Linked DNA regions of Mus musculus: region 1 is linked to region 2. The links are chromatin loops, found by intact Hi-C in ENCODE. Cell type or tissue: left cerebral cortex. All regions are shown on one strand. Links, peaks and the distances in the headings refer to the core of each region. The heading gives the core; the rest is flanking DNA.

Region 1 (2,807 bases), core at 69-2,568, 58 kb before region 2:
CAATATCAGCCCCATAATAAGGAAACTGGGAGTTTAGAAGGTATGAGCAATTGCATAACTAGCACGTGACAAAGCCAGGCTTCAAACTATGATGGCGCTTTTACCCATTAATTGGCTGGCTTTTCAATTTCCTGGAGGAATCAAAACCCTTTTCAAATAGAAACCTGCTGAAGACTCACATCAAGCAGAGTCAGTTGCCCTTCCTCCTCTCATCTCAGCCACCCCCTCACCCATCCTGACAGCACCAGACCTGATTAACCTGGGCCTGTAAGGAGCCCAGCTTTGAAAAGTTCTGCTTTGCTTCTGGTATTTATTTGTCTCTTGAGAATCACACCTGAGTTCATTCCTAGTAGTCTCTGTGTGTGTCTAGGAGATGGGGGATGACGTACAAAGTTCCTTGTGCCATCCTGATCCTGGGTGCTATTATTAGATTTTTAACTTAAAATAGTATAATTTACATAGCTTTGCAAATTCTCTAGTAAAGAGGAAAATAGGTGTTTTCCAGACCTCTATAAATCTCTATAGTGTCATCTTCATGAGGGTTGGTGATTGATGAAGTACTTGAGGCTGCTACTATCACATCATAGAGACATATTTTGGTGACAGATCTCCAAATGTTCAGCTACAAAGCCTGGCTTGACTTTCGATGTATGGCTAATACCTTTGCTTTTACTAACTAGTATCCATTCGCTTGAAATCCCTGGCAGTAAGGTCCTATGGGTCCTTCTTAATCCTGCCCCTAAAGGAGGAAGTCTTTAATTGTGCCCTTAAAAAGAATGAAGTTCCTCTTTCCTCAGAATATTCTTCCTGCTTTCCCAAATGCACAGAGTACACACACACACACACACACACACACACATACACACACACACACACACCCAGCAAGTCAGCAAGCCGCCCTAAGTCCCAGCTGCACACAAGTGTGCTCATTTTAAGGAGAAAGAATGTCTTGACTTATACAAGAAATCCCAGCAATTCTGTAGTCCAGCCTCTAGGGTTTCAGGATGTGGGCAGAGGCCCTCTTAGTCTAAGCCATCATGCTTACCTTCTTGCCTCCTGGAGAAGAGGCATCAGGGGGAGGCGTACTTGTGATGTTCAGCGGGCTGGAGCCACAGCTGGAAGGCGATGACCCTCTTATCCTGTTAGAGAAGAGCTGGTTACGATAGTTACAAGGCCTTTAGAGGGGCAGTGGGGCTGGGGAGGTGCTAGGGTACGGAGAATAAGGAGCTAGGGTAAGGACTAGCAGATGTTCTATAAGGGCCAAATAGCTCGGCTCTGTAGGCTATATGGTCTCAGTCACAGCAGGCTGCATGTAATACATAAGTGCAGCTGTGCTCCAATAAAGAAAGCCTTATTCCAAAGCTGGATTGTTCTACATGTATCTGATCTAGAATATATAGACTCCAAAAGCAATAACTGTCAAAGCCTTTGGATTAGAGTTTGGATTCAGGTTGATTAATTTGAAGGGGCCAGCTTTATTTCTTCATAGAATACAGGTGAGCTGGAGCCCTCAGAAGTTTAGCCACCATCTTTGCTATCATGAATTGGATGTAGAGCAACGTTTACTAATGAGTGTCCCTAGGAAACGGAAGGTAGCAGTGCAGGGCAGGCACACTTTCAAAGGAGACAAGCAGTCGGTAAACAGTAGCAGCCTTCTTGGATAGTGAGCGGTTAAAGATGGATCTGGGATTTTTTCAGACTCTCCCACTACCGTAGGTTAGGAGACTCAGAACTGTAACCACATCTGTGAGGCTGGCGACCCTAGGGAGAGAAGCTGTGGCTTGGAGCAAGAGTTTATGTGCTAGTTGTGCTTTCAGGAGTCCTTGCTCCCATCCAAGCTGGAGCCAGAGTGTGGGGAGTATGGAGGCAGCTCTGTTAGCACCAGGCTTTCAGCGCCTCCATGATGAACACAGGCTGGTTCGGGCGGCTAAAGTGTCTACATCTAAGAATTGGCTCCTGGCCTGCATTGACGATTTGTGAGAAAACAGGTTTTCTGTCTCCTAGACTAGAAACTCCTCAAACTCAGATACAGCTCGATCATGGACACCACATACATGCAGACGGCTAGAAACCCAGAAACGGACGAGTTTCACCCAACACTGACTCCTTAGGATGCAGGCCTGTGCAGCCACCTTTCCCAGGTTCCCCATCCTGGAACTGCTTTCTTCCCATTCCTCTTTACCCTCAGCGCCTGGTTCTAGATGCTGATTTCTCTATAGGACAGAACTGAGTTAGGAAGCACACCCCCTTCGTCTATCCCTATTCTAGTGAGCTTCCACAAAGCATAGCACAGCATTTTGGATATCTGCTCAGTATCCTACAGTGAACGGCATCTTGGAAAATCCGTATAGTCCAAACTGCTTGGGATTATGCAGTAGGAGTCTTAACCCTCTCCCTTTAGAGGTCTGTGCTTCCTTCCTTCAGGAAGTCTGGCCAGTTAGAGTGCCCTGAACACTATTCACACTGCTCGCAGACTGAGCAGTCCGGACTTTTAGCACCTACACTCCTGACTTTTTAGCACCTACACTCCTGACTTTTTAGCACCTACCTTTACTGTAAACCTTAGCTGAGACCAAGTTCAAAACCCTTGCTTGCCTTAATCCATGAATTCCTATTATCACAAAGAAAATATACGAAAGGATTTTAAGATCATTCTGATACCATGTTCAGAGCCCAGTGGCTGGTCTGAAGCCGATCATACTCTCTCCCCATCTCCCTCCAGAGCTGGACTCAAGCAGCCAAACCCACTTTTGCGGATTGGACCTCAAATGGGACAGAAAGCCCCTCTGGCTGACTAGAGAATGAAC
Region 2 (2,807 bases), core at 281-2,780:
CACGAGGAAACGTTACAGCGACCATAGAGCTTCTCTGTGGGAGGGGACGTCAAGGATCAACCGAAGTCACCTTTGTCAGAATTCCCATTCTTGTCATCCCTAGCACATGACTAATGGTGTCCATTGTAACTCATTCTTCCTACCCATCAAAACTATTCAACTCCCTTAGTGTCTTTGTCTTCTAGGATTGTGACCCCCACTCCACCCCCAGAGGTGCAAAACACAAATCAGTTTAGTCATTGGTCCTGAGTGTCTGTCACACAAAAGGGCACTGTTGGGAGCTTAGGAAGCTTGGAGCTCCCCCCACCCCAGTACCCCTTCTGCTGTGACTTACTTTAATCTGGGCAGCATCCCCTCTGGAATAGTGATTACAGTATGGTGGGACTGAACCTGAGGGTCTCTGCAGATCCTCCTGGCTTTAGCTACAAGACCACAGCCAAAAATGCACAGGCTTTGGGCTTCCTGAGACTACAGGGTAACATTCACCCAGTGCTGGGCCCACAAGACAACACAACCCCAGTGGTTCCTCAGGGTGGCACAGATCTGCTGCTGCAATGAGCCAGACTCCTGAAATGGGTGGTTAGAATATTGGGATCTGTGTGTGTGTGTGTGTGTGTGTGTGTGTGTGTGCAGCTAAGTATAAGGGACAATGAAGAGTGATTTTTATCTCCCTCCGAGGACGCAGAAGTGCGCCACGCTATATTTATCCCTTCTGTCTCCTGATTTAGACCAGAAGTTTTTCCTGATCAGTCCTCACTTGCCAATACTTTCACTCTACATCTAAATGAAGAACCGAAGTCATGTAAGTTCACAGACTCAATGGACAGCTGATTTACAAAGCCCTTCGAGAGTGGCTGCAGGCTGATGCTGGCAACCCCATAATTAGATTCTGCAAGCTTTGCAGTGATTTTTTTAACTGTTTTTTTAATAACTCAGTCTTCCTTCTGGGATGAAGGGAAAGATAGAATTTGTTAAAATTAAATTGAGATTTAGTGGCTTTTCAGCCTTCTGCTGCTCGGTGCTCTAAATATTCTATAAATAAGAGAAGCCCTGCCCTATAGTGCACTGTAAACACCCACAGACACTCAGAGCCAAATTCTTCCAATTATGACCCTGTGCCTGTTGCCAAGCTACTGCAAGGACCTACTTGAAAGGCAGCCATCTAGGCCATTTCCTGATTAAGCTGCCTGTAGCAAGGAATCCAGGCCTGCTGCTCTGGCCTCACAGCCAGTCCCAAATAACAGATCTGTGTTCCTGAATTAAGCCTTTTCCTTGTGATAGAATTACAATTCAAAGGTTACTGCAAAACTCACTATGCGCCCAACCATCCTTTGGCCTGGGCTGGGTGTCCATTTAAGATGGAGGGCTGTCACACTGAGACTTTTAAAATCAGGCAGCCGAAGTGCAGTCCCAGCAGCATTTCTAATTGTGTTCAACAAATCAAGGTCAAACAAAAGTAGGTCAGCTGTCAACATGACAGGTGAGTCAGATACTGCAGGCCCTGCTGTACAGCTGCTTCGTGAACAGCAGGGGGCACCACTACCCAGTGCAGAGACTCAAATGGTCCTTCAACAAGTCCTCACCACACCCTAAGCAGTGGTGCATGGGGCAGGGTCCTGGGTTTACTGATTAGCAGCTCAAACATCAGTGCTTTCTGGCATTCACCAGACTGCAGAGCCCTTAAAGGACTGCCTAAGAAGCAGTCTGTGAGCGCCATGTGTCACTGAGATTACTTCCAGCTCCTTAGAAACCAGGATGCTCCAAGCAGTGTGGAGCAAAATGAGCTCAGGCTAGAATAGAAGCAATCTGCCTCCCAACAGGAGGCTCCCTGCTCGCTGGTGGCTCACTTGGGTGTGGACTCAAAGGGCATCATCTGAGGCCAGTGAGATGCTCTGGGAGCCAGTTCCCACCCCAGAAGGGAAGGATCCACTCTGAATGGCAGCCTCTTGGTGAGCTGGCACCTCTCAAAAGAGAACTGAGGTGTTAATGTGGGCCGGCTCCCAAAACTCATAGTGTAGACCAATATAGTTATAGGGACAGGGTTTCGAAGTGGACCTCCAGGAATGCTGGGAAGCGGGGGCCACAAAGCACTGAACCCCTTCAGAGAGGCCTCAAACCAAAGTGGTCCTTTCCACCATTGTATGTGTCACAGGGTTCTATTATCTATTAACTGTTAACATGTACATATGAGTGTTTGCTCTTAGCCCCTGAGCATTAGGTCAGAGACACTCTCTCTGCTTTGCTTGGTTCCCTCGGCAGAGTCACGGCAACATCTCTGGCCTTCAGTGAGTACTCTGTACATACCCACAGAGGAAATGAGCATGTGCACAGACCTCAGCAGGGGTCTGGAACAGGAGAGCCCCCATGCAATGCTATGAAACTGGTCTTTGTGCACAATGGGATAAAGCAAAGTTCAGGGAGGGTGCCTGTCTGCTCATCTTTAGTAAGCAATGGGGATGAATTTGAAAGCCAGGCATGCAACATTCCAACCCTGCTTCTACAGTGAGCACCCACGGCTTTTAGAATCTAGAAGCAGCAAAGAGTAACAACCTTTGAGGAGGAACCCACTCGTCAGGAAGAACTTTTCCATCAACCACCTAATTAATATACGCCAGGCTCAGCTCCTGCAACCCAAATCCAGGTCCCGACCCATCTTCAGAAGCACTGACAACCACAGCCGGAGCAGGGTGGAGAATTCTGGGCCTCCTCTCTGGTGGTGACAGTCATCATAGCCGTCGCTGTTAGCAACAGCAGGCTACTCCACGGTTCTCTGGAACAGTTCCAAAGAAAGGCCCGCAGGCAAGTCT

What was found. A loop is a pair of places that touch in the nucleus more often than their neighbours do. Peaks named below come from ENCODE experiments on the same cell type or tissue, not always from the same donor. Only the 100,000 strongest peaks of a DNase experiment are listed, where the experiment ranks them.
Region 1: it touches region 2 in a loop (6-fold over the local background); 5 of 42 quality-filtered maps call a loop at or near these places.

What each region holds. Positions count from the first base shown.
Region 1 is chr7:113,306,948-113,309,754 of GRCm38, reverse strand. Arntl (aryl hydrocarbon receptor nuclear translocator-like) reads right to left here. Exons shown (of 20, transcript NM_007489.4): 18 at 1,046-1,139. Among named protein-coding and RNA genes, the nearest start is that of Gm33721, 47 kb to the right of the region's middle. In left cerebral cortex, for the core only: a CTCF peak has its summit at 1,012; DNase peaks (open chromatin) are centred at 132, 1,030, 1,624 and 1,887; H3K27ac peaks cover 884 bases.
Region 2 is chr7:113,249,607-113,252,413 of GRCm38, reverse strand. The region is part of intron 2 of Arntl (aryl hydrocarbon receptor nuclear translocator-like); the gene reads right to left. The region is part of intron 2 of Gm33721 (a long non-coding RNA gene); the gene reads left to right. Among named protein-coding and RNA genes, the nearest start is that of Gm33721, 11 kb to the left of the region's middle. In left cerebral cortex, for the core only: a CTCF peak has its summit at 1,529 (motif pointing right); DNase peaks (open chromatin) are centred at 762, 1,113 and 1,659; H3K27ac peaks cover 2,383 bases.